Regions from separate parts of the Homo sapiens genome. Here all the other regions are linked to region 1. The links are chromatin loops, found by intact Hi-C in ENCODE. Cell type or tissue: MCF 10A. All regions are shown on one strand. Each heading gives the region's core, and the rest is flanking DNA. Links, peaks and the distances in the headings are about the cores only.

Region 1 (10,919 bases), core at 2,347-7,346:
GGATTTCATAGGTTGACTGCAACCTTTTTCTGCCTCACAGACTCCAATTCTCTCCTGCTTTTTCTGGAATGGATTTGAAAATCCTGTTTCTCATGGGAGTCCAACCAGGAATGAAATGCCTGGCTTCCCTTGCAAGCACCCCCAATCTCTACAAGCTACTCTCCTCTCTTAACTGGAGGAAAGAGAAGCAGTTCCCACCAGCAGTACCAACCCTGTTCCATCCCTGAGTCTGTTAATAAAAGTTGGAGGGGGGGAAGTAAGTGATCGTGGTTGGGCCAATTTGGGCACCTCTTAATATGCCTGGGTGGGCCAGGTGCAGTGGTTCATGCCTGTAATCCCCGCGCTTTACAAGGCTGAGGTGGGAGGCTGGCTTGAGCCCAGAAGTTTGAGACCAGCCTGGTCAAGATGGAGAGACCCCATCTCTACACATGCGCGTGCACACACACAAGCCTAGATGATGAACTCATGGCCTCTTAGTGGCTCCCTTTAGGAATGGGGTTTTTGTTTTTGCCTGGGGTCTGTAAGCTTGGATGGGAAGATTTATTTTTTATATTTGTTCATCTCTAGGTAAAAGCTGACATTTCTTTCTGTTCAAAATGTAAACACCAACCCCCCCATAGTATTAGTAGTGCCTATGACTTTGTTACCCTTCACAATCAGAAATCACACTACAGTTGTCACAGATATTTAAAAGTAACATTTTACACTCATCTCTATGTAAAAATTACAGTAGTAATTAGACTCATTGCTAGATCTTGTTATTTAATGTATTAATAAAGAAGAAACAAGAGTATTACTATATCATAAATTTGTGGGGGTTTTTTTGGGTTTTTTTGTTGTTGTTTTTTGAGACGGAGTCTCGCTGTCGCCCAGGCTGGAGTGCAGTGACGCGATTTCGGCTCACTTCAAGCTCCGCCTCCCGGGTTCACGCCATTCTCCTGCCTCAGCCTCCTGAGTAGCTGGGACTACAGGCGCCGCCACCACGCCCGGCTAATTTTTTTTTGTATTTTTGGTAGAGACAGGGTTTCACCATATTAGCCAGATGGTCTCGATCTCCTGACCTCGTGATCCGCCCGCCTCAGCCTCCCAAAGTGCTGGGATTACAGGCGTGAGCCACCGCGCCCGGCCCATAAATTTGTTTAATATTTTGACAGCTGTATCGTGAGTTCTCTGCAATCCTATGTATTTTGTTTTGTGCATTTAAAACCATTAGTTTGAAAAGGGATCGATTGCTTCACTGATACCAACAGGATTCATGGCACAAGAAAAGATCAGAAACTGTGCTTTGGAGCATGTGGGCTCTTTGTGCCTAATGTCTAGCTTGGGGCTTAGGCCACAATGCTAGGACTAAAGGAAAAGTCATCTTCAACTTCCTGTCACCCATAGGCAGAGGGACTCCATGTCATGGTTTGCCTGGGACAGTCCCTTTTACTCCAGCTGTCTGGACTTCATTATTCACATTGCTCCCTTTCATTCTTAAAGTCACCATGGTTTGGAGTAGGTGGAGTGGTCATTCACACGTTTGTGGTAAGATTGGAAGAATCTCTTGCTTACCTAGTGCCTGAAATCCCACTATTGTTTTGGGTTAAGCATTGCAATAGGATCTTGCTTAAAATGCAGAGTCGTGTGATTGATTGTGTGTATGTGCACTCACTTGTGTGGGTGTGGGGGGAATGGGTGAATACCATGAGTCCTAGTTTGAATTGGTTTTTCAGATTGCATTCCTGAATAGTGGGGAGGACCTGGACAAAGTTAAACCCACGAAGTGGGGAGGGGGATCCATGGGAGGAAGACGTTTGGCCTCTCTCAGCCCCACGAGGTCCCCGAGGGAGAGTTCCCAGACTAGGCTGGCCTCGGACCCAAAGCAGACAGATGAACCTTGTGACTTTTGGCCCTGGGCAGGCGCCTAAGCTTGGCTGTGAACTTGGTTTTACTCTGATGGTGAGAAAAGCCCAGGTAATATGTGAGCCCCTCATAAGAGCCAGTATTGCTCCCTGATACTCTCCTGGCAAACCCTCATCCTTCCCACAGTCCCTTCCAAGCAAGAGGAGGAGCACCAAGACAGGAAAGGCACCTGAGGAGGGATCAAGTCCCAGATCCCAAAGGGACCCCTCCAGGCCTTGAACAATTTGCTCATCACACTGATCGAGCCCTCCTGGGTTCCAGTGCTGCCTCCTCTCCTCCCGAGTGTCCTTGGGTGAGGTACCTTTTTGAGCCTCAGTTTCCTCATCTGTAGAATGGGGGTAAATAGTAACCATTGGGGAGTGTCCCAACTGAGACCAATGCCCCCTCATATAAGGATACTTCCAGGAGGGCTGATTTACAAAGGAGCCTGGTGTGGGGGAAGAGTAGGGAAGGTGCAGTCTCCCACAGTAGCCATGTTTCTAGGCCAGGAGGGGACAGCAGGAGGGAGCAGATACTAGAAATGGGAGGATGGGTCCCATACGGAAGGCTGCTGTGAGACGATCAGTGACTTCTGGTGGAGGGACAGGTCCAGCAGAAGTCAGGGAAGGTACCAGGGGGATAAGTACCCCAGCCTCAACCTTCTCCCTCCCTCCACTTTCCTGCCAGGGCTGTTCAACTGGTCCAACCAACAGGATGCCAGAGGCAAGAAGGCACGTTAACATAGCGCTCGCCAGTCAGACTTCTGGGCACAAAGCAGGGTGGAGAAGGGCAGAGCATGGACCTGAAGGGCAGCAGAAGCCCACCCACATGTGATCCTGTAGCTGATGGCTGAGCATTAGCCCACTAGAGCCTCGCAATAGCCCCATTCCTCATTCAGGGGCTGGCACATAAAAGTCTCATTAAATAGTCACCAAATGAATGAATGAATGCATACCTCCTACCTGCTAACAGAAGTGCCTGTGCCAGCTCCTTACTATACTGTGAACCCCAAGAGAGAGGTGTTGGGGCCAAGAGCAGCCTGAATCTACCCTGTGGCTGGCCATGAGGAAGGTATTGGACGGAACTGATGAACTTGCTTTGTGTGGAGTGTGGATGCCAAATGGCCTTGCAATGTGAATCCTTGGGACCCCACAGGCCACCAAGAACACAGAAAACTTATGTTCAAGTTCCCTTTCTCTGTTGATGTGAAGGCTATATTAGTCCATTTTCATGCTGCAATGAAGAAATACCCGAGACTGGGTAATTTATAAAGAAAAAGAGGTTTAATGGACTCACAGTTCCACATGGCTGGGGGGTCCTCACAATCATGGTGGAAAGTGAAGGAAGAGCAAAGGCACATCTTACATGGCGACAGGCAAGAGAGCGTGTGCAGGGGAACTGCCCTTTATAAAACCATCACATCTCATGAGACTTATTCACTATCTTGAGAACAGCAGAGGAAAAAGCCACCCCCATGATTCAGTTACCTCCCACCATGTCCCTCCCATGACATGTGGAGATTATGGGAGCTAAGATTCAAGACGAATTTGGGTGGGGACACAGCTAAACCATATCAGAGACAGAATGGAAGCTTCTTGGTGTGGGAATTCCAGAAGGCACAGGCAAAGCTGGTTTGTGTGGCGTTTTCAGGGGAGCCTAGATTCTACAATTTCCTTGCAGTGCTAGTGGGGAATGGCACAGAAAACCCACTGCAGTCCAGCTTTCCTTCTCTTCTTTATTACTCTTAGAGTAAGCTTATAGAGGTCATATAACTTTATTGTAAAGAAAACCAAATCAGCAATCACAAATAAGCAGAAAAGAAACAATAAAAAATGATCACTGTCATATAATTGATTAATATTTTGGTGCATATCTTTCTAGATTCTTTTCTACTCTGGCTTTCTTTTTATCAGGATCCTGTTGTTTCCAACCAAAGCCAAAATAGCTAACATGCTGGCTGAGCACGGTGGCTCACATCTGTAATCCCAGCACTTTGGGAGGCCTAGGAGGCGGGTGGATCATTTGAGATTAGGGGTTCAAGACCAGCCTGGCCAACATGGTGAAACCCTGTCTCTACTAAAGATACAAAAATTAGCCAGGTGGTAGTGGCATGTGCCTGTAATCCCAGCTACTCGGGAGGCTGAGGCAGGAGAATAGCTTGATTGGAGGTGGAGGTTGCAGTGAGCCGAGATTGCACCACTGCACTCCAGTCTGGGCGACAGAGTGAGACCCTGTCTCAGGAAAAAAAAAAAAAAAAAGCTAACATGCTTTAAGCACTTTTTCTGTGCAGGTATGGTGCAAAATACTTTACATGCACTAGCTCATTAGATTCTCATTTTTTTAATGGCGGCACAGAGAGGTTAAATGACTTGTCCAAGGGCACACAGCTAGTAAGTAAGGAAATTGGGATTTGAACCTAGGCAGGCTGATTCCAGAGCCCCCATTCTTATATGGGCTGATTGCAAACCAGGTAAGAGATAGCTAGTTTTTCGAAGATCCCATGCCACTGTCTCCTAAGTGACATGGTGCCAGCTAGTGCAATATTAATCACTGCAGCATACAGCCAAAAAAAACTTTTCAGCGCCCCAGTTGAGAAATGAACACTGAACCACAGCGCCCCCTGGCTTACATAGTAATTCTGATTGGCTCACTCTAGGGTCACACTGGCCAGCAAAAATTCAAGACAAACCTTTATTGGGCATCTACTATGTGGCGAGCTCTCTGCCAGCCATTGGGTGTAAAAAGTAGAATAAGGTATAGCTTCTGCCCTCCAGGTATTCTTGCATAGCCAGGAGAGACGCACCTAGAAGACGCACAATAGACGCACCTTCTATTGTGTCAATAGAAGGAGAGCTATGCTCTAATGGAGGGTGTGTACCCGCCAAAGCCCTGCAGACACTATGGGGGAAGGGACTTTCACAAGATCACAGAAAGATCAGGTTTCTGCTCTCACCTCCCTTGAGGCCCCCTCCTCTGATGCCACCTTGAGCTCCCTGGCCTGGCCCCAGTGATAAGATTTCCTTTGGTCCTTCCTCCCTCCAACTGAAACGTATGTGTCTTCCCACTTTTTCTCTCAGCGTGCTGCCAGATGGCCATCTCGCTAATCTCAGAACCTCATTCAAAATCAGGGGGTAATGACTTCTGAGTTTTAACAAGAGCTTTCAGAGCTGAACACCAGGAATCACAAACACAGATGCCCACGGGTTAGGCCGATAACATCAGCGCACTCAGCAGACCAGTATTTGGATGTTAAATATGCAGGAATATTCTTTACTTGCACAAAGAGATATACTCTCACCTATTTTTTTTTTCCTGAAGCACATTGTCCTTTGAGTCTATCTTTTCGTTTTCTATTCATTTTTAATAAATATTAAATACAGCTAACATGCTGTATTTAAATGAGAAATATAAATATTTCTCTACCAGAAGAAAAAAAAATAACAGCACAGCTGATGATAAATGCTAATATTTGGTGGAAAACCAAAGGGACTGGTGACTTAAGGTTCCCTAGGGCAGGCTCTGAGACTTAGGTTCCTCGAGGGCAGGATTTGAATATAAGCAGTTGATTTGGAAGGTGATCCAGGAAATGGCAGCCAGTCAATAAAGGGTGTGAGTTATGGTGAGTTAAACCACTGTGGGCAACTGTGACACAGACTCCAGAGGCCAGCGTCAAAGGTGCCCTTCAGCTGCCCATCTGTGAAATGGGTATTTCTCCATCAGCTCCCACCAGTCATTCATTGGGGTTGCTGAGGATGCTTTAATTTTTCCAGTGTCTCTGGTCTACAATGCGTGTGTGCCAAGCAGGCAAGTCCTCAGGCGAAAGACTACAGGCCTTGGGGATTGGAAGTCAGGCCATCAGACCTCCAAATGGCAAGATCCCAGGACCCAATAGCATTTGCCATAGGCACTGATGATGGTGAGCTGAAGCACGCTCACTCCATCTAAAGGGACAATGTAGCATCCGCTGAATTTCACCAAGGAAGATGTGGACCTAGGGTGGTCAGACCTTCAGCTTTCTCAAGAAAAGCTAGTCCTTTAGATTTTTATGTGAAATTTCTCAACATGTAAATGTTGACAATGAATTCAAATTTTTAAAAATGCACTATAGGAGCCAACCAAAGCATGTCTGTGGACTGAATCTGGCTTACAGGCAGCGAGATGATGAAATCCAATCTACTCTGAAGGCTGATCTTGGCTCCAGACCGTTCTTGCTCCAGACAAGATCTGAAGATGAATTTTGATAAAGGAAAGTGAATGTTTTAGTCAGGAGTAGACTGCATTGATGTAATAAAGGGACCCCCAAGTACAGTGGTGGTAACCAGACAGAAGTGTGTTTCTTTCTCATGTAACAATCTGGAGGTTGGTGGGTGGTTCAGGACATTTCTGCTATATGAGGCTGTCCAGGGACTAGGTTTCTTCTATCTTGTTGCTCAGAGTGTTGTCTTCCTCCACGGGGGTCAAAACTGGCTCCCCAACTTCTTGTCCACATTCCAGCCAATAGGAAAGGAGAAAGAGAAGCTTAATCATTTTAAGGGTCAGATCTGGTCATTGCACAGTTCATGTCCTCTCACATCCCATTGGTGGGGACTTAGTCACATGGTCATGTCTGGCTGCAAGGGATGTTGGGAAATGTAGAATGTGGTCTCTCTCTGTCTCAGTAGCCATAAGGTTCTGTTTAAACTTAGGAATTCTGTTTCTATAGAATTAGGGGAAGACCAATATTAGCAACAAGAAGCCTCTGCCACCATGGAAGAAGGATCTGGAAAGAAGGATGGGATCTCAGCCTGATGGCAGGTCTTACCCAAGAGGGAATTTTTTTCTCAGGAGAGTGAAGAAAGCCTGGCTTTCCTCATCAGCTCTCTTTGTGTTGAATTCATCAGTCATGACAATCATTTGAGAAACCTTAGAAGATCATCCCAAACCTGGAAAAAGTCAGTTACATTAGGAAAGGAGTGAGCATAAAGAGCACCTACTAGAGAGAGGGTCCTTTCACACACATGACCTCATGTAACCTTCACAATCATGCCATGAGGTGGGTAGTATTATCACCACCCCTATCCCCTTTTTTGGAAGAAAGGTTGAGTACCAGAGAAGCAGGGGTGATATTCAAACTCTTTAATTAGGGTTAAGGTATGGGGGCTGACCAATCAGAGCTGCCATACAGATTTGTTTTATCAGAGAAGTAAAGGCCTTGGTCAGGATTTGAAATGAGGCTCATATGACTGCAAAGCTCACATTCTTTTCACCGCAATTTGATTTCCTTATGCCAGCTGCTTCCCCAGAGACAGTGACACCAACTCTTCTGGGTTGTTGAGAGGGTAAACAAACCGTGATGAATGAATCTCCTCTCCTAATATGAATGCCTTATTGTTGTTATTCTTCATGCCCTGACAGAGTATTTACAGCCTCTGCTGTTGCTCTGCTTCTATCTGGTGGATTAAGGAAAGTCACAACTCACAGCCCTAGTGGAAAGTTACAACTGGGATTTGAGCTAACGAAGAGTTGAAGACTCAGCAACAGGCGCTTGGCTTCACTATTAACCTGGACAAGGCCATTAACTCGCCTGTACTTAATTGGCTTGTTCTGTGACACACTGTTGCCCCAGAAACACCCATATGGGTGTACCCCACATTAAAGAAGCCCGCTCTATGAAAACCGAGACTTGTTGAAAAGATAAATGGGAGTTAATTATTTAATTAACCACAAAAGACTTTGCTCTGAAAAATGGGATTTCTGGATAGCTAGTTTCAAAATAATACTGAAAATTTTGATTCTGGGAGAAAGGGAGGATACAAAAATGTGTCAGTTCTTTTTTGGTCCATCTGGGAATGTTCTGGAATAGATTAGATTTCAAGAACTCTGTAATGATGCTTCAGAGGGAACTTGTGAAATCTGAATTGGGTTGGGGGTTGTTTATGGTGGATATATTTGGGGTGCCTGCCAAGGCCCTGTCCGACCTCTGAGAGTCTAGTCCCTCACCACCTAATGGAAGGAGGAGGTATGTCTAAGCCGTCATGTCTATGCCACCTAACTCCATCCCCCCATCTCCCACTACTGACTGTATCAAAAGTAAACTCCTCACCAGGAACCAATCCATAGGCCCAGTCTGTGAGCCAACCAACTTGTCTGTCAAATGTGTGAACTAAGAGACACATAACTACACTTAGATAGTGCTTGGCATTTGACCTGAAAGATCATGTACAGCCGGGTTGGGGCAGTGACTTTAATGCTGTGTACTGTCTCTTAGGAAGGCAGAGAGAAGGCATGCTAGTCTGTAAAGGGAAAAGGGGACTGAGTTGACATGCAGTGGCGGGCCTGGCTATCTTGATCTCCCGTTGCTGGGTGCCCACCGGATTGCCTACTATATACTTTGAATAAGCACGTCTGGAGCCCCAGTCAATGAGGATTTCAAACTGATCTCAACTTATCCACCTTGATCAGGAATAAGACCTTATTTTTATTCCACTCACTACTCTCAGTGGGTTCAGTGGTCTCAGCTGGTCACCTGTCCAAGAAGGCTTTTGTCCTGCCCATTGTTGTGGGGTGGGCATGATGGGGGGAGGGTGTTAGCCATGGGACATGTCACTGCAAACTGGATGATTATTGAGGTCTGGTGGTCCTTGCCAGACAAGAGAGATGATTTGGTTGTGACTGAAGAAATCCCAAGCTCCTTGGAGCAAACCTAGTGGAGCCTGTGATTTTCATTCTCCCACTGTGCTGCCCGGGAGTAAATGCAGTCCTTGCTTTATTTCCCTACGGAGTAACTGACTCGTTTCTTGCTGAGCAGGCTGGGGATAGCAGTTGGGGGAGAGAGGTTTTTAGGATGCAGCAGAGAAATTTGATGAGTACAGAAGTATGGTGTGAACCCACCATTAAATGCCCCAAATGTTACTCTACCCCATTATCTTAGGCGGTTCTATTCTTTGCAACCAAACGTGGCCTACAACACATCAACACAATAGTCTTCTATTGCTTTCCCTCCCTTCCCTCTTGAATTTCTATAGGTAGCAGAAATCCAATCTTACTACCCAGGAGTCCTGGGAATATCATATCCAAATTTACACTGCGGCCCAATCAAAATCCATCATGCCTAGGGGTTTAGCAATGGGGCTTTGTATATTCATAAGTCATTAGAGAAACAACCAACTTACATTCCACTATTATGAGAGTTTCTTATAAAAGGGGTTGGCTATCCCTTTGTCCCCTTCACCTAATCCCTTTCTCCTTTTTAATTCCACCTGGTTGAACCACCTCTATTTGCCAGGCATTTCCCCTTCAGTTAATAGTATCCATTGTGCAGGCTTTACTCATGTTTTCGATATGCCAGCCATTGTGCAAAATGATTTGCAGGTAGCACGCTGTTCAATTGTCACAGGCCCCTTCATTGCAGCTACTAATGACGATTCCCATTTTACAGATGGGGAAATTGAGAGGCTAAGTCATCCATCTGACTCCATAGCCTGAAATTTTTTGGCCACTCTGCTTTACTACTGCTCTGGCTTCCCTGGGTTTCCTTCTGCCATTTTCAGTAACTAGGGGAGAGAAGGTCCAGGTGTCCTGCCTGGCAGCAGGGCCCCCGGAACTTGGCTCTTTTCTGGCCTCCTTTCCAGCTAGCACAGCTGCCAATCTGGAACACAGCCCTTTCCAAGAAAGCCCAGGAGAGAAGCCAAATGTTGACTCACCTGCCAGACTCGGGGATGCTGCTGCCAAGATGCCTCAGGGCCTGTGCAGGAGGGCTGGCAGGGCTGGCCCATTGTGGGGCCTGGCAGGGGCAGCTTCAAAGGGCCAGGCCTTCTTTCCTGAGTGCTTCAGGTTCCAGAGGCTAAAGAGATCCAGATGGGTTCCTCCCCTCCTCCTTCTGCCCCATCCTTCAGCCCTGGAAGTTTCTGAAAGAGAATGTCTCCTCTACATCTCCCCTTGGGTGGCAGGCAAAATTCTAAGGAAGCACGCAAGACTTTCTGCCGTCTCACCCCACCCCACTGTGTGTACCCTGCTTAATCCCCAGACCTGTGAATATGCTGGATTTTGCTCCCATGATTAGGTGATGTCCTATGGCACACTTGATCCTAAGAAGGGGAGATTATTCAAGGAGGCCTGATCTAATCCTAGAGTTTTCTCTGACTGGTGGCAGAAGAGGAAGTGAGAAGTTGGAAGCAGGAGAAGAATTTGACCCAGGCTTTCTGGCTTGAAGTTGAAAGGAGTCCTGCAGTAAGGACTATGGGAAGCTTCTGGAAGCTAAGAGTGGCCCATAGCTGACAGCCACCAAGGGAACAGGGAGCTTGGGCCCACGCATGCAAGGAACAGAGTCTTCCAACACAGAGAATACATTTGCAATGAGATGCTTCCTCAGAGCGTTCACACAGGACCCTAGGCCAGCTACCACCTGATTTCAGCCTTCTGATAACCTGCCCAGAGAACTCAGTTGAGTCTACCTGGACTACTGACTTCCAGAACTATGAGCTAATACATGGGCATTGTTTTAGCTGCAAAGTGTGGGGTAATCTGTTATCCAGTCACAGAAAATGAGTGTACTTCAGATATGTAACAGGCATTTCAAACCCTACATGTCCAGCTATTCCCCACTTGAGTCTTCCCCAGGTGGTCAGTGGTAGCTTTATTCTTCTTGGCATAGGCCCCAAATCTTCAAGTCGGTCTTGCCTCCTCTCCTTCTTGTAACTCTTTGTTGAATTCATCAGCAAGTTCTTTTCACTCTCCCTTCATACTGTCTCCAGACTCTGACTACTCACCACCCCCGATGACCTGTTCCTTCTCTTTTCTGCCCTGACAGCACAGTAGTTCATTACTGAAATGGCCAAGTCCTTGCCCCTCCCTGGCAGGAGGCAAGGACACTCCTGGATGATGGTTGGCTGGCCTCCTCTTCAGCTTCTGTACCCAACCCATTGGGGTGGCTGATAAATTCAAACACAGACACAAAGCAGAGGGTGGCAGAAGAAGGGGGCTCCCATGTGGAGGCCTAATGGGGAGCAGCAGACATTTGAGTTCTGGCTACCCTTGGGCTTGGTAGGCTCACAGAG
Region 2 (10,919 bases), core at 4,545-9,544, 330 kb after region 1:
AATATCCCACGGTTGGGTAAACGTTGTGAGTCTAGGAACTGCTACAAAATAGAAACAGACAGATAAGATAGATAGATGGGTGGGTGGATGGATGGATGGATGGGCAGAAGAATGGATAGACAGACAGAGAGATAGAAGATGGATGGATGGATGGCTAGACATATGATAGATGAATAGGTGAATAGATACATATAGAGCAGATCTTCTCTGTGCAATCAAGTGAGAGTCATTCATCATTTATTAACAAAGATTTCATGAGCACCAACTATGTGCCAACTATGTGTCTAGTACTGATTAGACAATGCCAAGTGAAACAGGTGGGCTCTCTGCTCTCGCAGTGCCCTCAGTCTCTTGTAAAATCTAATGCTCTGGGCCAAGAGAAACTATTACGATTTCTCTCAGTGTTATTTCTTAGTGTGAGTCACAGAGGAGCCCACATCCTCCACCAGGAGAAGGCAGAGGGAAGGGCCTGAAGGCCTGGTACCCACATAAGTAAATTTTAAGAGGCTGACAGGCGTCATTGAGCCAAACCATTAAGGCTTTGGAGTCAGGCCTACCTGGGTTCAAATCCCTGGTTTTGCCACTTTATAATTTGTGACCTTGGACAAGTCACATCCCCTCTCTGAGTTTCAGTAGCCCCATTTGTTCACTCATTATTTATTTTGAGTTCTTGCTAGATACTAGATACTGATTTAGGTGCTGAGGAGGCTGTAGTCAACAAGATAGATAAAGTCCCAGTCTTTCTGCAGTTTATAATATACCTGTGGGGAGACAGAAAATAAATAAAAACATCAATTTCTAATACACCAGTTCGTGATGAGTGGATGGAGAAAAGTCAAGCATGGGGCGAGGGGTTTCATATGAGCAGCTCCCTGACGGAGGCGAAGAAATGAGCCATGTGTATGTCTCGGGGAAAAGCATTTCGGGTGGAGGGAACAGCACACACAAAGGCCCTGAGGCAGGGGGCACTTTGCAGATGTGATTAAGCTCAGGATCTTGAGAAGAGACGATCGTCCAGGGGGGATCACGAAGGTCCTTCTAAGAAGGAGGCAGGAGACTGGAGGGACAGAAGGCAATGTGACAAGGGAAGCAAGAGGTTGGAGGGATCCGAGGAAGGGACCATGAGCCTGGGAACACAGGCAGCCTCCAGAAGTTGGAAGAGACAAAGGGGATGGTTTCTCCCCTGAGGCCTTCAGAAGGAAGACCTTCGGAATGCAGACCTGCTGTCACGCTGATGCTAGACTTCAGACCTCCATAACTCTAAGAGAATCAATCTGTTTTAAGCCATCGAGTTTGTGGCAACTTGTTCCAGCAGCAATAGGAAACTAGTCCAAGAATGCCTTTCTTCTTTTGTGAAACAGGACCGTGAGAGTCCCTGACTGAGGCCCTGTAGAATTAGGGGACAGGAAGCCTGGCAGCTCTGCCTGAGGAGGGAGAGCTGGCTTGGAGATGGCCTGAGAACCAGGCTACCCCTGGGAGTCCAGCTCCAGCCCCTCTGGCAGGTCCGAGGTACCCCTGGAGGCTCCACTCTCTCCTGCCTCCAGGCCTCTGCACAGGCCCTCCCTTCTGCCAGGAGCTCCCCCATCTGGCCCCATCCATCCTTTGGCTAAGCCCCAGATGGCTCTGACCCTTTCTTTCCCTTCCTCATCACCCTAACCAAGTAAGTGGAGCTCCTGCTTCTGGATTTATACCCTAACTGAGCCCTTGCACACTCTTAGCATTTAAATACTTGTTTTCTACTTTGCATTCCCCTCTAAGAGTAAGACAAATAGCTCACCGTTTATGGGGCCCTTACTGTTTGCCAGACAGGGCCACTGTGAAGAGCTGCACAGGCCATGACTGATCAACCCTGGTGTGAACAGCACCCACTAGAGCTGTGTGAGGTGGTAGCAACAGTGCTAAGTGCTCATTCATTCTTCACAGTGACCCCGTAGGGTAGGGCCGTATGCCCACTTTACAGATGAGGAAGGAATTATGGGGCAGAAGGGACACACTCACAGCTCCCTGGAACATATTTTCTAAGCATTTATTGAATATTTTGTTAAATCCTCACCATGACCCAGTAAGATTGGTGCCATAACTATTCCCATTTTACAGATAGGAAAATTGAGGCTCGGAGGAGAAAAGCCACTGGCCCATGGTTGCAGATCTAGTAAACATGTGAGCTGGGATTCAAGAGTGGGTCTGCCTGGCTCCTGAATCTGAGGTCTTAAGCCTCTGCTGTGCTGTCCTCCCGACTACACACCTCTAGAGCCAGAGACCGGGCCCTCATCACTGTTGTTTCTGCCTGGTTCAACAGAAGAAATGCTCATAAAAACTTGCTGAAGGAATGAATGAGGAAGGAATGCATCAGGAGGTGGCCCTGAAGTTCCTTGGCTATGACCTTGGGGATGCTTTATTACCTGGCGTGTTGTAATTTACAGTTATAAGTGGCTGTGAAGGTCAAATGAGCTCACCTCCCCAGCAGCCCTCTGAGAACAGGACAGCAGTGTTACCGTGGGAGGGATTTTCCTGGGCCCACACCCAGGTTCTCAGCCTCCTGGGGAAATTCTGCCTTTCTGGCTGCCCTTACTCTTCTCAGCTTCAGAGAAGAGTCTGGCTTTTTCTTCAGCTTCTGGAGGGCCTGAGACTCTGGGCGTTCCTGGAAGAGGCTCCTGTCCCCACCAAGGCCTATGTGTGACACCTGGGCCCTTGGCTCTTACCTGGGGGAACCCCAGAAAATTTCCTCCTGTTTTCACCTCCCTGTCCCTGGGGACCAGGCCCCAGTGGCTGTGGTATCAGGAGCAGCTGGTGCCTCCCAGAGGGTCTGTAAGATCCTTTGGGGAAGCAGGTGGCATTTCAGGGTGGCTGCGGAGGGCCCAGCTGGGCTCATCGGTGGCACCATTACCAGGCTGTGCCCCTGTGCCTCCCAACACTTTGGGGCTGAACGTCATGGCTTCCCAAGTACATGCGCGTCAAAGATCTTGATTAATCCTAATGCCTCCCAAGAGATGAGGATTAATCATTGTGCAGGTTCACATTTCTGGGTTGTTTACTAGGTGCCAGGCACCGAGCTGAAGTCTTCATGTGGATTGTGTTTTTCCTCCTCATGACAAGCTTATGAAGTAAGTGCCTTTCTTGAGCCCGTTCCCATTTGTGAATGGGGACACCGAGGCGCAAAATGCAAAGCTCCCTGCTGGAGACCACACAGGTGGTGGCAGAGGCATCTGGGCACCCAATCCGAGTTCTGCCAAGTGGCTTCTATCAGAAACAGCTGTTTAACTGATGAAGCAACTGAGGCTCAGAGAGATGGAGTAACTTGCCCAAGGTCATCGACCCTGCCCCCCAAATTCTGCTGCCCAGCATCTTGCGGGAGAGTAAGGGAGGGCTGAGGCTCACCACCTGCCCGGGCTCTGGGGGACAGCCCCAGGGGGGGCCGGGTGTGGGAAATGCCCTGGGCTCTTGAGGGCTGTGGGCCTCTGTTTCCCCAGCTATAAAATGGTGGCGGTAACAGAGGTGTGACTGACAGACACATTGCTCCTTCCTAAGACTTCTCCAGCCCTGCATTCCAAGACCTGGATTTTCTAGGGCAGCGTTTGGCCCCAATCCAAGCCCCATAAATGGCTGCCCGTGGCCCGCCCCACCCCCACCCAGCTATCCTCTCTCCCCCAGCCCTATAATTGGAGTCCTGTAGGTGAGTTATTGGCTCAATATGTTTATAGGTTCCCCCAGCTCCCCTCCCCCCTCACCCCCAAACAAAGGAGCTATAAGACTAGAGCCAAAACACAGCTCCAAGAACGTGTGCCTGTGACCCAGCCCCCGCCAGGGTGAGGTGGAGAACTTTCCGTGTGGCCCATTCCTGGGCAGGGCCTACTCCTCTTCTCCCTCCAGCGGCTCCTGCTTCCCTCTTCCTGTCCCTGCTGCTCCACAGAAGCTGCTCTGTCCCCTCAGGCTGGGCCAGCTCCCACTGCAGCACTTTAATGGTTTTGGGAAGGGTAGGGACTGTGTTGACAGGCTACCTGGAGGCAGTTGGCCAGGAAAGTCAGTCAGTCTGCCCTTGTCTCACAGTCAGACTCCGAGACACAGCCAGGGCCACACAGTGAGGCATGGCCACGCACACCGTGAGTCCCAGGCACGGTCAGCTGGTCTGTTGGCCAGCCTCAAGCAGTCAGCCAGTTGGCACACTGGGCCAGTCAGGGAGTTAGCTGTTGTCTCACAGCCAGACTTGCCTATACGAGTCAGGGCCACCCAGTCAACGCCCACTCACATCAGGAGTTGCAGTCACAGCTGGTCAGTCAGACACCCAGCCAATCTCAGTCAGTTGGTCAGTCAATTAGTCATTGTCTCTTGGTCAGATTGTGTTACACAGTCAGACATGGCCGCTCACACAGTGAGTCACAGCCGTGGTCAGCAGGTCTCCTGCTGCCTGGTCAAACTCGATCTGTCAGCCCATCAATCAGTCAGTCAAGGCAGGGTTAGCCAGTCAGCCAGGAGTCATCAGTCACCCACATAGCCAATCAGATTCAGCCACCCAGTCAACACATTCAAGTCAGTCAATCCACAGGTTATTGTCTCACAGCCAGACTCAGTTACATTGTCACAGCCATCCAGTCAGACAAAGCCACTCACCACGAGTCACCCAGCTGTCTCTTGGCTGGCCTGTTCATCTCAGTCAGTCTCTGGCAGTTGAGTCAGCCAGAGTCAGTTTTCCATGACTAAGGCAGGTGGTCAGTCCACCCGGTCTGTCCTGTGAGTTGGGTGTAGTCAGTTTCATGGTTAGTCACAGGTAGCCGTAGGCTGTGCCACAGCCACAATGAAACACCAGGCAACCAGCCAGTCAGTTGATCTCAAAATGTCAGGCATGCAATCAAGGCGGTCAGTCAAGACGCAGGGGTCACAGTCAGACCCACGGTTACCAAGTCAGTCTGGAAGAGACAGCCAATCCCAGAGCCGGCTAGTCAGTCAGTCAAGATCATCACTGACGGCTATCAGTTAGGAGATCATAGTCATCCAGACATCCAGTCAGTCTGAATCAGCCTGCCAGTCACACTGACTCAGTTATTCCCTCAGTCAGCCAGGCAGGCAGTCACAATAGTCAGTCATAGTAAGCTGCCTAGTTATCCAGTCAGTTTGAATTAAACAACCAACCAGTCAACCATACACCAAACCCATTGTCATCAACTGGCCAGTCAGTCCATCATGCATGTGGTCAATGAGTTGGTCTCCTTGTCAACCTGTCTCCTCACCAGTCATGTTCAATCCACTGAATCCATCAGCCCAGTTGCAGTTGGCCCAGTCATAGTCACAAGCTCCCACAGTCCATGGCCTGGTCAGTCCAGATCACAGCCAGCCAGCTACAGTGAAACCCACAGTGACCATCAGTCAGTCAGTCAGTCAGTCAGTCAGTCAGTCAATCAATCATCTAACCTTGTCAACACCAAGGCCCTGACTGACTTCTTACAGTATCACATGAATCACTAGCGATCACTGACAGAAACCCTAGATCAAACCGAAAGCATGCCTTGACCCTCTTCAGCAATGTCCAGAATAAGTGGTCCCCAGTCAGCCAGCTACTCCTATTCATCAGGAAGGATAGGGGCAGGGGGAGGCAATTAAGTTGACATATGAGTTCAGGGGAACCCACTTGTCAGCCAGAGAGGCCATGGGGCTGACGGCCATGGAGAGAGGGCAGAAGACCCTTGGGACAGTTTTCCAGTCCACCACCTGGATGCCCCATGAGGGTTTTCTCAGAGCAGGGACCCCCAGTGCCCTTTCCAACACCCCTGCTGTCCCCAGGTAGGGGAGAGTGAGAGTATGAGATACCCCTGCAATCGCTGGCCTCCTCCTTTTGCCTCCCTCGCTTCCCCCTTCCTTTTCCTCCCTCTCCTCTTGCTCCTCCACTTCCTCGTCACTTCCGCCTTGCTCTACATAGGTGAACCTAACCCACCCACACTCAGATCCTGTCCTGGTGTTCCACAGTGCCAGTCCCTCCCCCCCACACACACACCACACAATCACAAACACTCCCACCACACACATACACACACCAGTCACAAACCACCACACATACCACACACATACCCACACACCACACACGTACACCCACACACCACATATACACACATACACACCCACACACATCACACACATACAGACCCACACCCACCACACATACACACACACCACACATACACAAACACTCCCCGCCACACACCAGACACCGTGTGCATGTGCACATACCACATGCATATACACACCCACACACACCACATACATCACATATGCCACACGTCACACACAGACACCACACTCACACATAGCCCTCGCACACCACACCCTCCCACGTGCACGTGCACTTACAACACAGGGCACACACACCACACATGCACACATGCATATACCACATGCACGTATGCACACCACGCACACACACACATACGCTACACAGACACGCACACACGCCCTGCTTCTTGGCTAGCCTCCTCGTTTTGGAACATCCTGTTCCAGGCAGCCTGGGAGAAGGCGCTCAGACACTCCTTGGGCCGGCCCCTCCCCCTCTGCTCCCAGGGTTTCCGCCTCCTGTCGCCGCCCTTGCTGGGGTAGGGGGCGGCCTCCTGGCATAAGCCCGAGCACAGTGTCCTCCTGGGTGTGGACTCTTTCTGCAGGAACTCCTCCTTCCAGCTCCTCTGGAGGAGAGGGATGAGCGGGGGAAGGCTGGGGACGGGAGGTGTCTTGCTCACTTCATTTCTCTGCCTGGGGGCCCCCCCCGCCGGCTTCCCTGGAGTCAAGCAGGGCTCCCCAGGCAATTCCGTTACCTGGGTGAACACTGGCAGGAGTCCAGCTCAGAGAAGCAGCTGGGAGTTCTAAGCCCGAGGGGAGAGCTGTTCATCTCAGGCTGACTGGGGCTGCTTTCTGCTCGAGCGGGCCACACTCTAGGCAGAGGTGCTCTCTGGACCTCTTTCTGGCACCTGGACTCCACCACTTACTAGCCTTGTGATCACATTGGGCACATTAATTGGGGTTTAGGAGCCTCAGCTTCCTCTTCTTTAAAATAGAGAGGATAACAGAGCCCACCTGCTTGGGTCTGGGTAATGATGAAACGAAGAACACGTGGAGAGGGCTCAGGGCAGCATCTGGTAGCTCCTGTGACTGCCGACTTGGGGCTCATTTGTTCCCACCAGGCAATTTGGTGGCCAGGCCACAGGGGGTTCTAGAAGCTTCTTTCCATGCCCCTTCTCTCACCTGGCTCCATGACCCCCTGCCCTATTGCAGCTTCCAGTCACCGAGGGCTCCTAAGTGCCCAATACCACGCTGGGTGCTCTGTTGACATTATCACCCTGCACCCTCACAGTAGCCCCATGATGTCGGTGCCCGTACTATACCCATTTTACAGAGGAATAAACTGAGGTTCTGGGAGTTAGAGTAATATGCCCAAAGCTGCAGGTAGTGAGTGGAAGAGCCAGAACTGGCTGACTTCCTGAGGCCCATAGGGTGGCATGGTACCTGCCCTGGTACTGAAAGCCACATGTGCATCTTTGGGGCCTTTGGGGAGGGTGGGGAGGTGTTTTCCATGCCCCAGTTATCCCAGGTTCCCAGCTTCTGCTCTATCTTGTACTGGTTACCTGACATGTTTGTTGACAACATTCATTGACTTTGCATTGGTGAAGAGTTGAGTGGATGTTGGTGGAAGCACAGGCACTCCAGAAGCTGGGGTGGGTGGGTGGAGGCACTCCTCAGACTAGGGAGGCCCCAGGGACACTTCCAAAGCTCTGGTTTGGCTGAGGAATTCATATCTGAAAGGAATGTATGAGAAGGCTTTGGGAAACACAGAGAAGCTATCTTTTATGGGCGTAGGGGAGGCCGCAGAAGAACAGCATCCAAATCTCCACATCATGTGGACCTTGCTGTCGATAACAGCAATCTTAATGACAATCTCTACAGGCCCTGGGCTCCTTAGGAGGTAGGAGGAGGGTGTCTTTATCCAGAAACCCTTTCTATTAACAGTAACAACATAAGGATTCCACCCAGTGCCTCTGGGGCTGGTGGCGAGAGGACTCCAGCTTGGGGCCACCCCCTAGGAGAGATTCCTGTGAGCAGCCCTCGAGGGCCTCGCAGTGATGCCCCCCAGCCTTCCAGCTTTCCCTCAACCCGCAGGTGGCTCTGCGAAGGCGTCTCTTTATTTGGAATTGCACTTGGCAGTGATGACACTTTTTGAAGGGCTGCAGGGTGGAAGTCGGCAGCAGAAGCCCTTAATTCCCAGACCCGAGGGGGCTTTGCAAAGACAGCTCCTCTCCTGCTGAGCACAAACCCACCATTTCTCTCACTTCCAGGCTCCAAGGAGGAGGGCCAGGCCACAGTGTGAAATGCTCTTAGAGGACACCCGCTGGGGTGACAAGGCTCAGAAGAAAAAGGCAGATGGCTCCCCACTGCCCTCGGATGACATCCAAACGGCCTGCCTGCTGAATTAACAAAGGCCATCCTCATCCTGCCTCCGGGCACTGCTCCAGCCCAGGCCTTTGCCACGCACACCATTCCAGCTACTGCCTGCGAGCTTCTCAGTCCTTACAGCAGGACTCCCGGAACCCCAAGCTGCCCCCTCTACAGAGAATATGCTTCCCTCCCATCATCTCTCAGCTAACTCCTATGCATCCTTCAGGACTTAGGCGTCACTTCCTCCAAGAAGCCTTCCCAGAATGCCTCTCCCCTAGCGTCTAGTAGCCTCAGGCGTTCTTTAGCTTGTACATTGCATTCTCCTGGTGTCTTCTCACTGTCTTCCTCTGTGCATGTCTGTCTCTGTCCATTTCCCCTTTGTATAAGGACACCAGTTATATTGGATTAGGGCCCATTCTAATCATTTTATGTTAACTCGATTACTTCCGTAAGAGCCTATCTCCAAATAAGGTCACATTCTGAGGTTCTGGAGTTTAGGAGTTCAACACATCTTTGAGAGAAAGAGCACAATTAAACCAGAACACTTGCTTCGTGACCTTAACTTCTAAGCTAAGTGTATTTCCTTAACTTCTCTGAGCCCTGCTTTTCTGTCTGTTAAATAGGGATTGTGAAAGGGAGAATTACCCCAGGATGCTGGGGACTTTGGCTCAAGACTGGGTTCCACTGAGCGGCTGTGTGACCTTGGGCAGCCCCTTATCCTCTCTGAATCAGTTATCTACTGCTGCAAACAGACCACCTCCAAGCTCAGTGGCTTACAACAACATCATATATTTTGTTCATAAATCTGCAATTTGGGCAGGGCATGGAGAGGAGGGCTTTTCTCAGTTCCCATGTGACAGAAGCTGAGGCAGCTCCACTGGGTTGGAGGATACAATTTCAAGATGGCTCGCTCATGTGGCTGCGGCTAGCAAGTAGGTCTGTTGGTCGGCTGGGAGCTCAGCCTGGAGCTGTGGGTTGGGGACCTTGGATTTTCTCCATGTGTAGGATTTTCTCCATGGGCTGTGTGGGCTTCCTCACAGTATGGTGGCTGGGTCCCAAGAGTGAGCATCCCAAGAGAACCAGGCAGAAGTTGCATTATCTTTTGTGACCGGGCCTTGGAAGTTGCGTAGTGTCACTTCCATTGTAATCACAAGCCTGCCCAGATTCCAGGGAGAGAACCCAAGTTCTGTCTTCTGGTGGAAGAGTGCCGAAGTTATGTATTTTGGAAAACATGATTTGCCGCATCCTTCACTGACTTAGGCAACAAGAGTTACCACTTAACCAGGCATAGGTGGTGAGCTGAGGCCTTTACACAGATTATCCCATCTAATCCCCACAACAACCGCCTGCTGCTGGTGGTATTGTTATCTCATTCCACGGATTAGGAAATTGAGGTTCAGAGAGGTAACTTGCCCAAGGTCACCCAGCTAGGCAGTGACAGAGTCAGACCTTCCTTCCCTCCAGAGCCTTCTGTTACTCAGATGGACATCACTAGTCACTGCTGTCTAGAAGGTCCTGCCCACCCCTTCTCCCTCCTCCTTTGGAGTCCCCTGAACTTAGTGCTTATAGTGTTCTTGGCCTTGTGAAGTTTGCCTTTTGTACCCAGTCTTTTCTCATATAAGAAGATCTAGCTGGTGGTGGGGTGAGGCTGATGTGGGGCTCTGAGCCAGCCGTTAGGCACATGGTGGCTTAAAGAAGCTTTTGCAGGCTGGGAACACTGTTTCTATGGGAAAAGCATTCAGAGTCCATCCCATTAATTTTCAGACACTTCTGGAAACTTCTAGAAAGATAGTTAGATACTGCCTTTACCAATAACTTCATCTAGATTGGTATGTAGGTAAACGTGTGTGTGTGGTGGTGGCGGTATTTCTTTAAATATAGGGTTTAGAGTCTGACAGATTGGGTCTGAGTTTCTTTTTTCTTTTTTGAGACAGGGTTTTGCTCTTACCCAGGCTGGAGTGCAGAGACATGATCTCGGCTCCCTGCAACCTCCGGCTCCTGGGTTCAAGTGATTCTCCTGCCTCAGCCTCCCGAGTAGCTGGGATTACAGCTGTGTACCACCATGCCCAGCTAATTTTTGTATTTTTAGTAGAGACGGGGTTTCACCATGTTGGCCAGGCTGATCTCAGGCGATCCGCATGCCTCGGCCTCCCAAAGTGGGGGATTATAGGTGTGAGCCACCGTGCCCCGCTGGGTCTGAGTTCAATTCTATAATAATAGTCAAAGGGCATTAGTTTATAATCAGAATACAAAGACCCAACCCTCACCACCACCCCATTTTACAGATGAAGAGTCTGAGGTTCAGAGAGGTGAACTGACTTACCCAAGGTCACAGAATGAGTAAGGGTAGGAATGGGGAATTGACTCTTGAGCCTGAGCCCTTTTCATCTTAACTCCTCCACTTAAGGCTGAGTCATGGATAGCCATTAGCCATTGGATGAAAACATGACAGCGGTTGCATGGCTGGTGAGAGGAACCTGGCTCCTCGAGGCTCTGCACCAGCTGGTGGT
Region 3 (10,919 bases), core at 2,526-7,525, 690 kb after region 1:
TGGGATTACAGGCATAAGCCACTGCACCTGGTCTCTGATTCTTTTTTTTTTTTTTTTTAAGATGGAGTCTCTGTCACCCAGGCTGGAGTACACTGGCAAAATCTTGGCTCACTGCAACCTCCGCCTCCTGGGTTCAAGTGATTCTCCTGCCTCAGCCTCCCGAGTAGCTGGAATTACAGGAGCCCACCACCACACCCAGCTAATTTTTGTATTTTTAGTAGAGACAGGGTTTAAACATGTTGGCCAGGCTGGTCTTGAACTCCTGACCTCAAGTGATCCAACCTCCTTGGCCTCCCAAAGTGCTGGGATTACAGGCGTGAGCCACCGCACCTAGCCCAGCCTCTGATTCTTGATTAACAAACCATAATAGTCACAATTCAGAGTCCTAATCAGTCATCTGTGAGGCAGGAAGCGGTGTTTGGGCACCAGCTCTGGCTCAGACCAACACTGCAAAATTAAACATTTGTGAGTGGTTCTTAGGCAAGGATGAGGGAAGTTCTATCTCAAGGGAGTATTAGGAAATAGATGAGGGCATTGTTGATTGTCACAGTGACTTGGAGGAGGGCCACTACTGACATTTAGTACATAGGAGCCAGGGGCACTTAATGTCCTCCACTGTATGCAACAGCCCCACAAATGAATTGTTCTCACCTCACATCCCTCCCTCACTCAACCCACCAATGCCAATAGTGTTCATACTAAGAAACACAGAATCCCAGGGAGCTTCATTTCACTTTCCCAAAGGAGTAGCCTTAGCTCTTTGGGCCACTACAGTTTTTAAACTCTGTGGCGTAACCATGACTGTGTGATATCTTGGTACACAGAGGCCCTCTGGTCGTGATTTGTGCTGCTAGGCAAACATTCTGATCATCCCCATTCTGGACACACGGAAGGGTAGGAGCAATGTGTCCAGCAATGGGCAATGAGCTGTGAGCCAGAGAGCACGCCCCTTCTGCAATGAACAATGAATTGTCAATGAACAATCCACAAAGGTGCTCTTTTTTCCTGGCCACAGCTGGAGACGTTGTAACAATGGCTGCTCCATGAGTATGGGTCCTAGAGGGAAGACAGTGATAATTCAGAGTAGAACCTCCTGCCTCTCAATGATGAACATGTGTATAGGTGAAAAATAAACCTTCATTATGTTAAGTCACTGAGATGTCGGGGACTGTTTGTTACTGCAGCAAACCCAGCCAGTCCTGACAAATACAGGCTCTCAGAATTGCTATGTGCCAGGAACTCTTAAGTACTTAACAGTGTTAACTCATTTAATTCTTACAACTTTATGAAGTAGATGCTACTATCATCCTTCCTCACTGTATAGATGAGAAAACTGAGGAACAGAGAGGTTAAGTTGCTCATTGAAGTGACAGTAAGTGATGGTGCTGGTATTTAAACCCAGGCAGTCTGGCTTCAGAGCCATATCTTAACTACAATGCTGTACTGCCTCTTGAGTTTTATGTAGCAGGTGCTTCCACGCTAAATGACTTTAAACTACTGTGCTTCAGTTATCTAATTTCTGCTTTCCATGTAGTTAACAATTTTGATTCTTTATTCGTGTTGGTTGTCACTTTTTGCCATTGTCATCATACCTGCTGCTAGCAATAACTCCTTCTTTTTTCTCTTCTAATATGCTGTTTCTAATCCATTATGGACTAGGAAACCAGACAATTAAGCTTGTTATGCACGTTATAATTGTGACTAATTGAGCCCGGCCACCTTGATAGTCAACATCGCTCTATCCCACCTCCACCCACCTTGCTCACACTTTTGTAATTGTGTGATTGGTGGCTCTTGTATCTTCCCTCTAGAGAGCATGCTCTTTTGAGGAAAGGTAATGAGCTCAATTCACCTTCGTGTCTCTCTGTCCCCTTCCCCCAGCACCCAGCACAATGCTTTCCATGTGTTAGGTGACTAATAAATATCTGCTAAGACTATTAAGTAATTAAGTTCTGAGTAATGGCCCAAGAGCTTGCCTATAAGTTAATTAGATGGGCTTTGCTGCTAGCCTGTGGGACATCCGTTTTAGCTGTCTAGGTGCCTCTGGGATTTTCTCAGTTGTGTCTTGGATACTTAAGATTATAGGACAAAGAGATCAATTAATTCCTTCATTTAGTCTCTCGGTAGGTGTTTATTGAGTTTCTACTGTAATATTAAAAATACTAGCAACTTATATGTCCTGGATATTTACCATGGGCAAGTAATATTTGAAGCACTTTATAAGTGTTAATTTATGTTACACTCACAACAATCCGATGAGGTAGGGACTGTTGTCATCATCCCAAAGGCTGAAGAAACTGAGTCACAGAAAGCAAGTTTCCCAAGGCCTCATGGCTACTGAGAAGTGGAGTTAGACTAGTCAGGTGCTGGACCTATAGGAGGACAAGACAGAGAAGACGTTTACCCTCAGGGGGTTGACATTTTTGTGGGAAGGCCAGATATGAAACAAATAAGCATATAAATCTACTAACTGATTGTAGGTTGTGATAAGTGTTCTGAAAAGAATCAGCAGTGTGCTATAATAGAAAATAAAGCAAGGGACATAGGAGCATGGTCCCACAGGGCGTCTAGGAGTGGGTGCATTAGCTTATCTATTGTTGGATAACAAACTACCCCAAAAATGTAGTGCTTAAAATAATAGACCTTTACTATCTCCCAGTTTCTGTGGGTCAGGGATTTTTGAGAGGCTCATCTGCGTAGTCCCAGCTTGGGGTTTCCCACTAGATTGTAGTCAAGATGTTGCCTGGCTGGAGCTGCAGTCATCCAAAGGCTCGACTGGGGCTAGTGGATCTGTTTCCAAGGTGATTCATTATATCAAACAGGGTTCTCTCAGACAAGCAGAACCAGTAGCAACGATATAGATCACAGAGTTGGGGGGATGGTTATAAGTCTCTTTCCAGGTATAAAGCTCTCCCTACATCTGATGCTAGACCTTGAAATCCACAGAGCAAGCAATCAGGAAGGAAAGGCCACAAGCAAATGGAAACCCCACCAGCACAAGCTAGAGCTCCACAAGGATAGACTGAAACTCATGTTCTTTGTGGTGAGGGCATCCTACAGAGGTTGGGCATTTGTTCCAGATCTGAACACACACACCTGGCCCAGCTCCTGCATCACATCAACAAGGTGAGTCAGCAGGTGAGTAACAATGTATTTGCAATACAAAATTGCTGTTGCCCCCAGTACCACTACCCCCTACTCCAAGTCACTGAGACTCTCCCTCATGGCCAACCCTAACTGGAAACATACAAATAAGGGGATTCTGTAGTTCAGCCTAGTTAAGCTGACACACTGCAAACCCATCACATCATGACACTCACTCCAGTGGCTCTTAAAGGCCTCAGTTCCTCCTCGGCTGTTGGCAAGAGGCCCAGTCCCTCACCACGTTGGCCCTCATTAGGGCTGCTTGACTGTCCTCATGACACGACAGTGACAGCTGGCTGCTCCCGGAGTGAATGGCCCAGAAAGAGAATGAGGAGAAGACGGCAATGCCTTTCATAGCCTAGTCTTGGAAGTCGCCTATTGTCACTTCTCCAGTATTCTATTCATTACAAGTGGGTCATTGAGTTCAGAACACATGCAAGGGGAGGACAATTAGGCTCCACCTTTTGAAGAGAGCAGGGTCAAAGATTTACGGGTGTATTTTAAAACCAGGAGACAGTATTTAAGCTATGGGGAAGGCAGCAATTTGAAGAGCCAGAGAAGAGTGTTTTGGGGCAGAGGTGACATCAGGAGACCCTGAAGAGTTTGATGTGTGTCTTTTGCTGTGTGTTTGTTTGCTGTCCTCTTAAGGTCAGCGTGGCTAGAGCCTCATGGGCCAGCCCCTGGGGAAAGCTGCCTAACGTGAGGCTGGGCCTCCTCAATTGTGAGGAGCAATTTGTGTTTTATTCCAAGTGCAACAAGACACCATCATGAGGTCACAAGAAGAGGGACACAGTCTGGTTTGCGTTTTTGAGGTATTGCTGTGGCTGCTTTATGGGGAGTGGATTGGAGGAGGATAGAGTAGATGCAGGGAGCCCAGAAGGGGCATCAAAACACCATGCCTCTTCTTGTTCAAGCTCTATTGTTTATTTGGTCAATTCTTGTAAGCTTTCTGAACCCCTTTCGTCAACTGTCAAATGAGGTGACTACTCCTTGCACACCTCCCTGAACCACTGCAGGACTCACAAAGAGAATGTATGTGGAGACACACTGCAAAATGCAAAATGTTCTGCAATGCAGCCGGAGAACTTTTGCCTGACTTGCTCTGGGTTAATACCACTTCCAGAGTTAGGTAGTTTAACTCCAAAAGAGCGCAATCATCAGGAGAAGCCTATTTTTAGCTTCAGTGTATCTATTAGTACAATTGCTACTCAACACTTCAACAGAGTTGATACCCACCTAAGTATTTAAATGACCAAGAACCATCACATCGCTGGGGGCAATGCTGTGAGATCACTGTAACATCCCAGCAATCATTCATGACAACTCATACCACCTGGCCATGTGGCATTGCCTGGCTTAAGTTAGTGTCCTGGAGGCAGAGCCTAAGATGGGGACTTTTGAGCAGGTGGTCTATGGAGGTGGCGCTTCAGGGTAACCTGCAGCAGAGTGAGGGAAGCAGGATCAGGCAGGAGAGCGAGCAGGCAGATGGTGGTTTCAGGAGGGAACTGGCCTGAGTATGATCCTCTGGGGAGCTCTGGAGCATGAAGCATGAATTGCAGAGGTTATCCTGCCCGGAGGCAAGAAGGCTTGGCTGGTATACAACATCCTCTTGGCATGATTGGAATAATCTCTTGTAGTTTAACACATCACCGCAAGAACTAATGACTTAAAACAACAGTCATCTTCTTGTACACAGATGTTCATAGCAGTATTATTCACAACAGCCGGAAGGTGAAAGCAATGCAGGTGTCCATTGCCAGGTGAAAGGATAATCAAAATGTGGTATATACATACTATGGAATATTATTTAGCCTTAAAAAGGAAGAAAATTCTGACATGCTACAACATGGATGAACTTGGAAGGCATTATGCTAAGTCAAGTAAGCCAGTCACAAGAAGGCAAATATGGTATGAGTCTACTTATATGAGCTGCGTAGAGTGGTCAAATTCATGGAGATGAAAAGTAGAATGATGCTTGACTGGAGGGAGGTGGGAATGGGGAGTTGTTTAATGGCTATGAAATCTCAGTTTTACAAGATGAAAAAGCTGATTGGTTATACAACAATGTGAATATATTAACACTATCTACTTGACTGTACACTTTAAAATGGTTACAATGATAAATTCCCCATTATGTGGGATTTTTTTATTTTGTTTTTGTTTTGGAGACAGGGTCTTGTTCTATCACCCAGGCTGGAGTGTAGTGGCAGAATCATGGCTCACTATAGCCTTGAACTCCTGAGCTGAAGTAATTCTCCTGTCTCAGCCTCCCAAGTAGCTGGGACTACAGGCACACACCACCACGCCTGGCTAATGTTTTTTTTTTGTTTTGTTTGTTTTGTTTTGTTTTTTTTTCTTGTAGAGACAGGGATCTCGCTATGTTGCTCAGGCAGGTCTCGAACTCCTGGGCTCAAGAGATCTGCCTACCTTGGCCTCCCAAAGTGCTAGGATTACAGATGTGAACCACTTTGCCCAGCCTTGTTATGTGTATTTTACCACAATTAAAATAAAAAGTAAAATTTTAAACAACAGTAATCATTTATTATCTGTCACTGTCTCTGTGGGTCACAAATTTGAGGGTGGCTCAGCTGGGCTGCGCCAGGCTGTTCTCACTCAGGGTCTTTCATGAGGGTACAGGCAGATGGCAGTTAGGGCTTAGCTGTCTTGAAAGTTTCTTCACACATGTGTCTTGTAGCTGGGCTGAGAAGACTCAAACAGCTGGGGCTCCTTAGGGGTCTCTATCTCTACCTCAGTGTGGTGGCTTCCCGGTCATTGAGCTTCTTACATCACGGCTCAGACTCCAAGGCACATGTCCTGAGGGACAGACAGAGACAGAGAGGCAGGCCGAAGCCGTATTGTTGCTTACAATCTAGTTTGGAAGGTACATTAGTCTCCTAGGACTGCTGTAACAAAGGACCACAAGTTGGGTGGTTTAAAACAACAGAAATTTGGTCTCTCACAGTGCTGGAGGCCAGAAGTCTGAAATCCAGGTGTTGGCAGAGCTGCACTCCCTCTCAAAGCTCCAGTGGAGAATCCTTCCTTGCTTCTTCCAGCTTCTGGTGTTGCCAGCAATCCTTGGCACTCTGTCTTGTAGAAGCATCCCTGCAATCTCTGCCTCCATCTTCATGTGACATTCCCGTGTGTGTGCATGCCTCTATGTGTAAAACAATAACTGTTTTAACAATAGTTGTGAAGATGGAGTGAGTTAATGCTTAGATGTGTCATAAATGTCCATTAAACATTAGCAACAGGCCAGACATGAAAGCTCAGACCTGTAACTTTGGGAGACAAAGACAGGTGGATCACTTGAGCCCAGGAGTTCAAGACCAGCCTGGACGACATGATGAAACCCTGTCTCCCTGTCTTTCTCCATATAAAGACAAATTTCCCCCTCCTTCTCCATATAAAAACATGAGTCGCTGGATTAAAGCCCACCTTAATCCAGTATGACCTCGTTAAAACTTGGTTACATCTGCAAAGACGTTTCCAAGTAAGATCACATCCATAGATATCAGGGGTTGAGACTTGAACATATCTTTTTAGAAGACACATTCAACCTACAACAGAAGGCATGCAGCCACTTCCACCTCATCCTCTTCCTTAGAATCCTGAAGTCTTTAATACTGGCCCACCTTCAAGGAGAGGGAATCTGCCTTTTGGTGAGAAGAATGTCAAAGAATTTGCAGGGAGTGTGTAACCTCCCAGGCATCTCAGGAGCTGTGTCTCCTGCCAGCCATGCCCAGCCTTCAGAGAGGGTGCAGGTGTGGGCTGTTAAACCAGCACTGCTGCAGCTGGGCAAGCTGGCCTGGTACCAGGCATTTGGGAGCAATGCTACAGGACACCTGCTACAGGAACGTAACAACCAGTCCTTTGCAGACCAGTGGATCAACTCATCCCCTTCCATGGCATGCTACAGCCAACTATTCTTCAATTATAAAAATGGCATCACCTCTTAAGTAGAAAAATATTTTTTAAAAATTTTTTTAATAATCACATTTTTTGATACTGTTTAGACAGCTAAATAATAATATTTGCCCAATGAGAATATTTACAACGGGTCAATACTGTTCCAACTATTAACAGATTTAATCCTGACAATTGTAGGAGGTTGGTTCCATTATCATCCCTATTTTACAGATGAGAAGACTGAAGCCCAAAGAGGGTTATGTAAATTACCCAAGTTCAGATGGTTGCTCAGTGGCAGAGCTGAAGTTTGAAACTCAGCATCTGGTTCCACAAATCTATGCTGTTAGTCTCACTACTATACTGCTGTTCTGAAATAGAATCCAGTAAGAAAAAAGCAAACCAAACTTGATCTTCTATTATATAATCATTCAGATTTATAATTGGATTTAAACATAGCCCCAAGAAATTAAGGACCAGCAGGTCTACAGCCGCTTTCCCAAGAGGACTGTTATACTGAGGTATAACCACTTCTTCCAGAAGCAAGAGCCTGGGATAAGCCAAACCCAAGGCTGCCTGGGCAAGGTATCATTGTCCTGGAAGAGCACATCTAATTGAGGCTCCAAATCCAGCATTAGCAAACCCTTCAGGTGTAATTAATCTGCAACAGAGAAGCTCTGCAGGGCAGTGTGAATTCTGCAAGCAGACCCTCTCTCCTGGTAGTTAGATGAGGTAAATCAACTAATTTCCCCGGTGAGATATGTTTTCTGTTGGACTTGTGCTTTCAATTATCCAGATGAAGAAAAATTCCATTTCGGAGGCTCTTTTCCAAATCCCAATTTTCTTCCTTATTCCCAACTCTTAACACTTCCTCTTCTCTAGCAGCTACCTAGGACCAGAGATTCTGATCTTTCTGCTTAGTGGAGTGTGTGTGTGTGTGTTTGTGTGTGTGTGTGTCTTGGAGGCTGGGGGCAGTAGGCAGGGGTGGTGCAGCACCCTGAGCAGTCATGAACTGCCAGATAAAATGCCCTTGATCTGATGGTTTCCTTCAAACCATCAGACTGCATCACTCGACAATCCAGCAGCCTCCAGCTGATGGATTTGCAGAAGTGCTCAAGGATAATTGGCATTTTAATGGGAAAATGCCGTGTTCCCAAGTGTCAGAATAGCAATAAGATACCCCAAGGGCCATTAACACAGTTCTTGGGTAATTAAAGTTGCTCACCCATCAGTCTTGGTCGCAGAATCTATCCCATGCTTGCAGCAGGGCTTCTGAGGGTGCCCAATTCTCGCAAACCACTAAATTGGAACTCTAATGATCAAATGGCTTTTCCCATTCAAACGCACACATGCAAAAGACACTGAAGAGCAGTTGCACCTCCATCTGTCACTGCCATTCTTCTGTCTTCTCTCGCACTAGGGCTGGGCTCAGGAGAGAACTGTGAGAAACATGGGTGATAGAAGGAATAATCCTTAACTGACTCTTCTGGTATCAACTTACAGAGGCCACCTTTCAGAAGGTCATTTTGATCCAATGCATCCACAATTTATTTATAGTTTACAGATGCCAGATACAGGGTGCATGGTACCCCTTGGCTTGGTGATTAGGGCTGGGGCTGTACTTTAACCTCCCTTCACCCGCTTGGCTGGGCATCTGGTGTCCACATAATTAGATGTGCTGGTCCTTGCTAATGTTTTTGTATTTTTTTTTTTTTTTGAGACAAGGTCTCACTCTATTGCCCAGGCTATAAGGCAGTGGTGTGATCTTGGCTCACTGCAGCCTCAACCTCCTGGGCTCAAGGGATCCTCCCACCTCAGCCTCCTGAGTAGCTGGGACTACAGGTGCATGCCACAATACCTGGCTAATTTTTGTATTTTTTTTTTTGTAGAGACAGAGTTTCACCATGTTGTCAAGGCTGGTCTTGAACCCCTGGGCTCAAGCGATCTGCTGGCTTTTGTCTCCCAAACTGCTAGGATTATGGGCATGAGCTGTCATGCCTGGCCTGTTGCTAATGTTTAATGCACAGTTATTATGCACCCAAGCATTAAGTCACTCCACCTTCACAACTGTTGTTAAAACGGTTATTGCACAGATAAAGAAGCCGAGGTTGAGAGAGGGAAGTGGCTTGTGTAAGGTCACCCAGAAAATGGAGCTCAGGCTCAAGCTGTCTGATTGCAGAGCTCAAGGTTTTCACCACTACCCTATTGTGATGGTTGATTTGGAATGTCAACTTGACTGGATTAAGGGATACCCAGATTGCTGGCATTATTTATTCTCCATGCTTCAGTAGGTAGTAAGCCTATCTCTTTTCTGCTGAAAAGGAAACCCAGGTGGCTTTGCTTTTGACTGGAATGATTGGGCAGCCCCAGATGTGTCTGTGAGGGTGTTTCCAGAGATTGGCTTGTGAGTTGGTAGACTTAGTGGGGAATATCCGCCCTTAAAGTGGGTGGACACCATCCAATCAGCTGTGGATCCAGATGGAACAAAAAGGAGGATGAAAAAGAGAATCCTCACCCTCTTTCTGCCAAGCCTGGTAGCTCTTCTCCTGCCCTTGAACATCAGCATTCCAGGTACTCTGAACTTGGGACTCACATCGGTGGCCTCAGACTGAGAGCAACACCATTGCCTCCCTGGTTCTGAGGTCTTCAGACTTGGGCTGAGCCAAGTTACCAGCTTCCCTGGGTCTCCAAGCTTGCAAGCATGGGCCTCTCAGCTCCGTAATCGAGCCAGTTCCCCTAATAAATTCTTTGCATGCATCTCTCTCTCTATGTCCTATTGGTTCTATCTCTCTGGAGACCCCTGACCAAAATGGCTCTCCTTCTCTCAATCACTTTTCAAAATCTGGGGGCAACCCATTTCTGTACCTGTTAAAGAAGTATATCTTCCTATGAAAGCATTCTTAATTCTCATTTTGACCAAAGGGTTTGTCCTAGTGCCATTTTGGGAGCATGAAATAATGCTCAAGTCAAAGCTTGTGGGCTGGACTGAGGGCTTTGAGAAGAGGCTGGCGTTTGACAGGCTTTCTCCCATCAGGGACCACCTGCCCTTAGGAATAGGGACAGGAGAGTCAGGGTTCTGACAGGAAACAGGTGGCTCACTCAATCAGGGCACTTGTGGACTGTTTAATAAAAGTACTCTACAGAGCTGAGGGCAGGGTTTAAGAAACCAAGGGAGGGATGGGGAGAAATTCCAAGTCAGGCAAAAGCCAGAGCTGCTACGTCCTAAGATATGAAGACAAATGGGGGTTGGGGAGTCAGTGGTTTCAGGGACCTAGAGAAGGTAACTGCTTGGAGGTGGCTGCATGACAGGGGCTGTGGCTTCCCTAGAGGAACACAGCAAGTGAACTGGTAAAGAGGGGGTCCAGCCTCATTCTCCTCTTGCCTTCTCTCCTGTCAGCCCCTGCTTTCAGCTACACCCAACCCAAATCCAAAGGGCAACGAAGCCACATTCACTGGGGGCAGCATTCACAGCTGCAGTGTTTCTAGGCACACCACAGGTGGGCCAGGAAGAAGCTGAGTCTAGAATGAGAAATAGAAAATATCCAGCACAACAGAATGATGACATAGAGCCGTGTGCAACCGGATATTCAGTGGGACAAACTTGTTTCCTGAGATTTGACTGTTGGGGGGAAAATACTTATTCCCCTGTTTGTTCTTCACTTGTTTTTAGATCAGGAGAATCTTGGCTTCTTTCTGCCCCTTCATTTATTTGCCTGAAGAGAAAGAATTAATTGAGTGATGACTTTGGGACAGAGGAGGCAAGGTAGCCCAGCCCCTTCCCATCTGTCCCCCTTAGGGAGCAGCCTGACTACTTAAAGTATGTGTTCCAGTCCACTCTCAGCACTGCAGCTATCTTGGCAGGAAACCCCTGC

Evidence for each region. Hi-C counts contacts between places; a loop is a spot of excess contacts. Peaks named below come from ENCODE experiments on the same cell type or tissue, not always from the same donor. Only the 100,000 strongest peaks of a DNase experiment are listed, where the experiment ranks them.
Region 2: a loop joins it to region 1, with 2.9 times the contacts of the local background. A loop is called at or near these places in 2 of 110 quality-filtered maps.
Region 3: a loop joins it to region 1, with 7 times the contacts of the local background. A loop is called at or near these places in 3 of 110 quality-filtered maps.

What each region holds. Positions count from the first base shown.
Region 1 is chr3:72,659,927-72,670,845 of GRCh38, reverse strand. The region is part of intron 5 of LOC105377161 (a long non-coding RNA gene); the gene reads left to right. It overlaps LOC105377162 (a long non-coding RNA gene), which reads left to right and starts at 6,597. Exons shown (of 2, transcript NR_135531.1): 1 at 6,597-6,916; 2 at 7,279-7,550. In MCF 10A, for the core only: CTCF peaks have their summits at 4,330 and 4,529; a DNase peak (open chromatin) is centred at 4,495.
Region 2 is chr3:72,332,757-72,343,675 of GRCh38, reverse strand. No RefSeq gene overlaps it. Among named protein-coding and RNA genes, the nearest start is that of RYBP, 110 kb to the left of the region's middle. RefSeq lists a silencer at 4,166-4,275 and an enhancer at 8,167-8,733. In MCF 10A, for the core only: no CTCF peak of the experiment used is centred there; DNase peaks (open chromatin) are centred at 4,685 and 6,635.
Region 3 is chr3:71,966,002-71,976,920 of GRCh38, reverse strand. No RefSeq gene overlaps it. Among named protein-coding and RNA genes, the nearest start is that of LINC00877, 130 kb to the left of the region's middle. RefSeq lists a silencer at 2,656-2,838. In MCF 10A, for the core only: a CTCF peak has its summit at 4,696; a DNase peak (open chromatin) is centred at 4,720.